2 separate regions of the Homo sapiens genome follow, and region 2 is linked to region 1. Evidence: chromatin contacts called from ENCODE Hi-C data. All regions are on one chromosome and are shown on one strand. Each heading gives the region's core, a stretch centred on a gene start or an enhancer-like site at or near the end of the contact. The rest is flanking DNA. Distances are from core to core; before and after follow the strand shown. Region 1 holds the start of TANAR (TWIST1 associated long noncoding RNA regulated by androgen receptor). Region 2 overlaps ANO7 (anoctamin 7).

What was found. Hi-C counts contacts between places; a loop is a spot of excess contacts on that map. Pooled maps may share reads with other maps.
Region 2: a map of OCI-LY7 shows a loop between it and region 1 (17-fold over the local background). The contact joins the enhancer-like site here to the promoter of TANAR in region 1. A Hi-C loop is called at or near these places in 2 of 168 maps with a recorded cell type or tissue (OCI-LY7 and endothelial cell of umbilical vein), 3 of 37 single-sample maps with no recorded cell type and 6 of 50 pooled maps.

What each region holds. Positions count from the first base shown.
Region 1 is chr2:240,984,116-240,988,165 of GRCh38, reverse strand. It overlaps TANAR (TWIST1 associated long noncoding RNA regulated by androgen receptor), which reads left to right and starts at 2,029. Exons shown (of 2, transcript NR_186276.1): 1 at 2,029-2,267. The region is part of intron 28 of CROCC2 (ciliary rootlet coiled-coil, rootletin family member 2); the gene reads right to left. RefSeq lists an enhancer at 3,797-4,050.
Region 2 is chr2:241,215,644-241,219,503 of GRCh38, reverse strand. It overlaps ANO7 (anoctamin 7), which reads right to left. Exons shown (of 25, transcript NM_001370694.2): 19 at 3,266-3,411; 20 at 1,613-1,818; 21 at 1,123-1,265. Among named protein-coding and RNA genes, the nearest start is that of ANO7, 29 kb to the right of the region's middle. RefSeq lists enhancers at 468-567, 2,675-3,206 and a silencer at 1,911-2,040. Within about 2 kb of position 1,808, at least 31 of the 41 ENCODE cell types and tissues checked have a DNase peak (open chromatin) inside an H3K27ac peak, as active enhancers do.

The sequences.
Region 1 (4,050 bases), core at 780-3,279:
GGGTACAGGTCAGGAGGGATAAGCTCCAGGTTAAAAATCAGGGAAGGTTACCCAGGAAACAGACATTTTCTATGGGAAAGTTGGCAGGGACCTTTTGTTCCCTTGCGAATGGGCCCTCTGGAGGAAAGGATTGAATCTAAGAGTTCTCTCTTACAGAGAGCAGCACTGGGAGAGGAACACCGTCCACCAGCCCCAGACAGCCTGCTTCCAGCACCCCCAGATGGCCTGGGGCATGCCTCATGGGGAGTTGGTGTGGAAGGGATCCCATGATGTCACAGGCTCATTGGGCCAGGCAGGCGCTGAGGCAGGCCTGGAACCCAGGCCCTGCTCTCCCAACCAGGCTGCCTCCAGGCTCTGCCGTGCCCAGCCCCGAGGGTCATGCCTGCTGGGGCTGTGTCCACAGGGGTGACAGCCTTGGGCTGGAGTGCCAGGTCAGTCCTCTGTTGGCCCCAATGCCCTCTGTCGGGTGCTGGCCCTGGCCCAGGATTGGGCAGCAGACCTGGGGCTCAGTGCACACACTTGGCACACCACAAACCTGCCCTCTTAGCTTCAGGGCTGGAGCAGGCCTGGTTTCGGGCCCTAAGACAGAGGGGATAATTTGCATGGGTAAAGTTTGTTACAGGGTCAGTGGTTGGAACTTTACAAAAAATAAGGGTTCCTTTCTTCTTCAGGACTGAGAAAAACAGAGAGTCCCCTGCACTGAAAAAGGAAGTCCTGTTTCTTTAAAAATCCAGTTACACTCCTGGAAGTGCATGTTATAAAGAGAAGAGAAAAGTGAAATCCAAAATAAATAAACGGCCACATCCGGGTTTCCCCTCCTGAGACACCAATAAAGGGTTTATGGGTTTGTGGGCCCCTCACAGCTGACCTCCTGGAACTCATTAGCTGTTCCTTCCCTCCCCCTCCTCAGGCTCCAGGGACTCACGGTGGGCACTGTGCCCACAGCTGGCTCTGCGTCCCCGGGCAGTGCTGTCGCAACCAGGGCTGATGCAAGCCCCCTGCTCCTCCACCCCCAGCAGCGTCCACGGGAGGCCCCAACACCCTGGCTCCATGGCGCTGGGCCCCCTTCAGTAATAGCAGCAGGGGCTGGTGACTGGACCCCATTGGCTGGCCCTACTCTGGAGGGCAGGTGGTCCTTTGTGGACAAGCTGGCTGGTGGCTTTCGTGACTGTCCTGACCTGCTGGCCCCTGTTCCCTGGGCAGGCTGGGCTGCGGGGCCTTCTGCAGGTGGCAGTGAGTCCTTGGGAAGGGCCACCCTGCTCTGGGGTTCACCCCTGAGGCCTCAGCACCTGCCTTCCCCACTTCACAGATGGGGGCCCCCTGCCTACTCCCAGAAGGGGGCTGTGAGGGCATCAGAACCCTGGGCCCACAGCTGGTGCAGCCCACTCTGCAGGGCCAGCCTGGGTGGCTGTGTGGGCACCTTCCCTGTTCCTGCAGGGCCTCAGCAGCACACAGCAGAGGGACAAGGGGCTGTCCCCCAGGCTCCACGGATGGAAGTCCAAAGACACCTGCCCTTCCCACCCCTCCCCCTGCGCCATCCAGCCTGGGATGGTGAACAAACTTCCCAAGGAGAACAAGCTCGAGTCCCCCAGGACGCTGGAGGTGGGAGCTTGTGGATGGGTCGTGGAGCCGGCAACACCGGCTCGGCTTTCCAGGCCTGTCCCTACAGCTGGGTGACCCACAGGTTACCTTGACCTCTGGCTCTCCTTGATCTTGGCGGCCACTCTGAGGCTGCATGAGCAAGGGTGGCAGGAGAGTAGCTGGGAGGGGGTGGGTGTGGGGCTCTGGGGTCAAGGGGCCATGAGGAGGCCTGGGTAGTGGGCAACAGGGCCCATGGATGCCGAGCTGGAGGCAGCCCCTCCAAAAGCATCCGGTCCAGAGGGAGGTGGGCACAGCTTCCGCGGGGACTCTGGCCTCAGGCCACCAGGACTACCCCACCCTGCACCTTGGACCCACAGGGTGGGTGGGAGCTGTGCCCATGTGCCCATGTGATGCACCACCCTCTCCACTCAGCCCCGTTTGTGAGCCAGTCGCGGTGCAGGACACTGATGGTGCCCTGGAGTCATTTAAACAACGCATGCTGTAGAAAGGGCAGTGTCCAGCCCTGAAGCCCTGGAGAGCCACCATGTCCCCATCAGGGAGGAGCCCAACTGTGCAGACAGCTTGAGAGGCCGGCATCAAGGAGAGGAGGATGAACAGAAAGAGGGATCGGTGTGAGGCCACCCCGTGGGCTGGGGCCATGTGCCCACTCTGCCCTCACCTGCCAGGTGGGGGCCCTGCATGCACCCAGACCCTGCTGTGGGGGGCAGTGAGACCCCCAGTGTGAGTGCCTGGGTGTGTGTGGAGTGAGTGCCTGGGTGTGTGTGGAGTGGGTGCCTGGGTGTGTGCTGAGTGCCTGGGTGTGTGTGGAGTGAGTGCCTGGGTGTGTGTGTGGAGTGAGTGCCTGGGTGTGTGTGTGTGGAGTGAGTGCCTGGGTGTGTGTGGAGTGAGTGCCTGGGTGTGTGTGCTGGGTGTGTGTGGAGTGAGTGCCTGGGTGTGTGTGGAGTGAGTGTCTGGGTGTGTGTGGAGTGAGTGCCTGGGTGTGTGTGCTGGGTGTGTGCAGTGAGTGCCTGGGTGTGTGTGTGTGGAGTGAGTGCCTGGGTGTGTGTGTAGAGTGAGTGCCTGGGTGTGTGTGTGGAGTGAGTGCCTGGGTGTGTGTGTGTGGTGGAGTGAGTGCCTGGGTGTGTGTGTGGAGTGAGTGCCTGGGTGTGTGTGTGTGGAGTGCCTGGGTGTGTGTGTGGAGTGAGTGCCTGGGTTTGTGTGTGGAGTGAGTGCCTGGGTGTGTGTGTGTGGTGGAGTGAGTGCCTGGGTGTGTGTGTGGAGTGAGTGCCTGGGTGTGTGTGTGTGGAGTGCCTGGGTGTGTGTGTGGAGTGAGTGCCTGGGTGTGTGTGTGGAGTGAGTGCCTGGGTGTGTGTGTGTGGTGGAGTGAGTGCCTGGGTGTGTGTGTGGAGTGAGAGCCTGGGTGTGTGTGTGGAGTGAGTGCCTGGGTGTGTGTGGAGTGAGTGCCTGGGTGTGTGTGTGGAGTGAGTGCCTGGGTGTGTGTGTGTGGAGTGAGTGCCTGGGTGTGTGTGTGTGGAGTGAGTGCCTGGGTGTGTGTGTGGAGTGAGTGCCTGGGTGTGTGTGTGTGGAGTGAGTGCCTGGGTGTGTGTGTGGAGTGAGTGCCTGGGTGTGTGTGTGTGGAGTGAGTGCCTGGGTGTGTGTGTGGAGTGAGTGCCTGGGTGTGTGTGTGTGGAGTGAGTGCCTGGGTGTGTGTGGAGTGAGTGCCTGGGTGTGTGTGTGTGGAGTGCCTGGGTGTGTGTGTGGATTGAGTGCCTGGGTGTGTGTGTGGAGTGAGTGCCTGGGTGTGTGTGGAGTGAGTGCCTGGGTGTGTGTGTGTGGAGTGCCTGGGTGTGTGTGTGGATTGAGTGCCTGGGTGTGTGTGTGGAGTGAGTGCCTGGGTGTGTGTGTGTGGTGGAGTGAGTGCCTGGGTGTGTGTGTGTGGAGTGAGTGCCTGGGTGTGTGTGTGGAGTGAGTGCCTGGGTGTGTGTGGAGTGAGTGCCTGGGTGTGTGTGGAGTGAGTGCCTGGGTGTGTGTGGAGTGAGTGCCTGGGTGTGTGTGGAATGCTCACAGAGGACAAGAGAGCTGCCTCTCAGGTGATGGGGAGGGGGTGTTGTACATAGCAGGCTCCTCCTCGGTGGGCCCAGAGTGACGGCTGGGGTGCAGGCTCCCAGAAGCTCTGCCTGCTTCCTGGAATGCCATTTCCTCTTTATTGGGCTGTTTCCCTATCAGTCGACCTGGCGGCTGTGCGCCCCTCATCTCCCCGCGAATGGTTCTGCTCCGTCTGGTTTCATGCGTGGAAGCCAGGTCCACCTGCGTCCAGGGTCCGAGCTCAGTGGCCAGGACCACTGGATCACCCACCCGCCAGCAGGGTGCCTCCACCTGGCCTCACCTCTGCGGCCCACCCCTGGACACAGTGGTCTACGTTTGTCTGACCTTTGGGCTTGGAAACCCTGTCTTGCACCGGGGAGGCCG
Region 2 (3,860 bases), core at 559-3,058, 230 kb before region 1:
AAATAAGCAAAAGAATAATAATAAAAAAAACAACCAGAACACTTTTACCCATCCACCAGAAGTCAGGAGAGGAGGAATAAAAAAGATAAAGAATAAAAGGAAAAAGTAAGTATCCATTATGAAGAGATCACAAGTATGAATTCGTACACAACTAAAAAGCTCAAAATACATAGAGCAAAAGCAAAACCTGAGAGAGACCGATATGAAAAGACTGATAACCCTATGGTTTCGTAATTTTACTGCTGAGATTTGCTCCAACATTAGGAGACTATGATGCTTTTCAAGTTTATTGAAACACATGCAAAACTTCATTGTAACCAGATCACAAAGGAAGTCTCCACAACTGCGGGTGAAGTACATCTACCTGCTCTGCAGGTTCTATTATGGTATGAGGCCACCACTTCTCCTGTTGTCCTTCCCAGTTTCTCCCCAACCTCCCCTTTTCCCTAGTTTATAAGACAGGAGAAAAGGAAGAAAGCAAAAAGCTGGAAAGAAACAGAAGATAAATAGCTAGATGACCTTGGCGCCACCACCTGGCCCTGGCGGTTAAAATAACAATAATATTAACCCCTGACCAAAACTACTGGTGTTATGTGTGAATTCCAGACGCTGTATGAGAAAGCACCGTAAAACTTTTTGTACCGTTAGCTGATGTATGTAGCCCACAGTCACGTTCCTCACGCTTACTTGATCTATTATGACTCTTTCACGTAGACCCTTAGAGTTGTAAGCCCTTCAAAGGGCTAAGAATTTCTTTTTCGGCGAGCTCCGCTCTGAAGACACGAGTCTGCCGACGCCCCCGGCCGAATAAAAAAACCTCTTCCTTCTTTAATCCGGTGTCTGAGGAGTTCTGTCTGCGACTCGTCCTGCTACACTATGACCAACTAGCAATTCACCTAGAATCCACGATTTGCCCTCCAGCCCCGCAAAGCTCCGTCCCTTACCGCGGGGAACCTCCCCCCAGCCCCTGCCCACGGCGCCCCCAGCTCCCCCCCTCCCCCGGCCTTGCCCGGCGGCGCCCGCCCCTCCCGGCTCCCCACCGCCGCACCCCCACCCCACCCGAGCCCCGCTCCGCCTCGTCCTCGTGCGCCCGCGGCCCCCTCCACCTGGCGCGGGGCTCACCTGCACGTGCGGTTGTGCGCGGCGGCGAAGGAGGACGGGGCTCGCGCCAGCGTGAAGTTGAGGAAGCCGCGCAGGTCGTGGGCGCGGGTCCACCGGTAGTAGGCGCGCGGCAGGAAGTCGGACGAGAAGGCCAGGAGGAAGGCCTGGGCGCCGGAGGGGTCAGCGCGAGGCGGCCCCCGCTCCGCCCCTGCGCGCCCCCGCTCCGCCCCTGCGCGCCCCCGCTGCCCCCCCGCCCCGCCCCTGCGCGCCCCCGCTCCGCCCCTGCGCGCCCCCGCTGCCCCCCCCGCCCCGCCCCTGCGCGCCCCCGCTGCCCCCCGCCCCTGCCCGCCCCCGCCGCCCCCCCGCCCCGCCCCTACGAGCCCCCGATGCCCCCAGCCCCGCCCCTGCGCGCCCCCGCTGCCCCCGGCCCGCCCCTGCGCGCCCCCGCTGCCCCCCCCGCCCCCGCCCCTGCGCGCCCCCGCCCCGCCCCGCGCTCCCGCCCGGGCCTCACGTTGCTGATGACCGCCAGGTGCGTGAGGCCCGCCAGGATGTGGAACCAGATGCCGATGTCCTGGGCGCGCTCGGCCACCGGGCGCCGGTACTCGCAGACGAACTTGCGCGCGTCCAAGCGGATCTCCACCCAGTTGTTGAGCAGGGCGAAGAGCGGCGCGAGCGGACAGGCGGCCACGAAGATGGTGACGAAGCCGAACTGCAGCACTGCGGGGAGGGGGTCACGGCCGGGCTCTCCGCCACCGTCCGCCCTCAGCCCTCGGAACGCGCCCCCCGCGGAGGACCGGCCAGTCCACGTGGTGCCGCCACCCCATCGCGGCTCATTCCGCCCCCACCTCCTGGTCTCCCTCGTCCTGGACCGCGCAGCGCCAGGGCCGCCTCTCCTGACCGGCCTCAGGCCGGCTGTCCTGCCCTGCGCTCCGTGCTTCTGGCTGGTCACGGGCCTTCTCCGGCTCGGTGAGCTCAGGAACTAACTCAGGGCAGGCGTTGGGGCAGAAACCTGCTCCTGATTTTACAACCAGCTTCTCCAGTCACCCCACAGGGGAGCTGTTAGGAGAGGGCTCTTTGGAAGGGGCTTCTGGGTCTTCGCCGAGAATTACTAGTGAGATCATTGGGGTCCAGGGTTCAGTGGAGGAGGGTCAGGGCGTCCACTCCTCGCCCTGGGAACTGGCCTGCTCCCTTTCCACAGATGCCGCGGCTACGCTGGGGAGCTCCGGGGCCTGCCGGCTCACATGCCCGCTTGCTAGGTTAAGAGCTGCCTGCCGGGCACAGTTTCTCACGCCTGTAATCCCCAGCACTTTGGGAGGCTGAGGCAGGTGGATCACCTGAGGTCAGGAGTTCGAGACCAGCCTGGCCAACACGGTGAAACTCCGCCTCTACTAAAAATACAAAATTAGCCGGGCGTGGTGGTGGGCGCCTGTAATCCCAGCTACTCGGGAGGCTGAGGCAGGAGAATTGCTTGAACCTGGGAGGTGGAGGTTGGAGTGAGCCGAGATGGCGCCACTGCACTCCAGCCTGGGCGACAGAGGGAGACTCCGTCTCAAAAAACAAAACAAAAACAAACAAACAAACTGCCTGATGATTCCTTCTCCCTTTTGTCAGCTCAGAGTCAGACCCTGCACTGCAGGGACGGCACAGGTGATACAGACCCACCCTCCAGAGTGCACCACCCGTGCAGGCAGTGAGCCCCTGGCACTGGCCACCACCTGGTAAGGTGACAGTGGTAGGTCTGCAAATAGCGTGGGCATTGAGATTTCTGGGAACATTGGCTCTCCAGGCCGCTGCCTCCCACTGTGGCTTCACCCTTGGAGGACTTCTGTCAGCCCCCAGGGCCTGCTCTCCTAATTCTTCCCTTGCTCTGGCCCATGCTTTCTAGGTCCAGGGACCCCAGGGGAGCTCTGCAACGGCCGCGGGGGCCTCCTCCCCGTGCCGGTGCCCCTCTGTCCTCAGCCAACCCTCTTGGGCACTCTCAGGGGAAAAGAATTCCTTTCTGGATTCTCCACAGGCCCGACCCTCTGTTCCCACCCCACCCCCACAGCACATTTCAGGGCAGATGCAGACACAGGAATGTCAGGCTGGGAGGCCCTTGAGCAGAGTGGCCACCCATCCCTGCCCACGGCGCCAGCCATTGCCGCAGCTGCTAACGGGCTCCTACCCATTTCCAGGTACTCGTCAAACAGACCCTCACAGGGCACAAGCTCATAGTCGTCCTCCCAGGGCCCCTGGCTAGCCCCTGCAGAAGCTCCCGCCTTCCTCTTCTTGGAGCGAAGCCGGAACTTCTGCCACCAGCCCTTTAGCTTCCTGGGGACGGGAATACAGGAAAATGGCCTTTGATCCAACATGGGTCTCAGTGGCTGCTATAGTCCTTGGGGGAGATGTGGCCGGGACAAGCCTGTTGCTTTGCAATTGAAGGGCAGCAGGGAGGGATGGGGTCTGGGGCTGAGGGGTGGACGCAGTGAGAGCCAACAGCTTTGCAGATCGGACTCAGTGAAAGCGTCTGTGTCTGTTGGTCAGATGTGGGAGGGCAGTCCACCCGCCCAGCCCCCCGCATTGTTCCTTAAGGCTTTAGGGGTAATGGGCTCCTCCCGGAATTGCAAAGCAGTGCCAAGAGCTCTGCCAAGGTTGGGAGGGAGTGGACGAGGACGACTGTGGTGTCCCAGGGAAAGCAGATGTGGAGGCCCACGTGTTGGGTTCGTCCTACACAGGGGCATGTGTGCATGTTGCCTTATCACACTGTCACTCATCCGTGC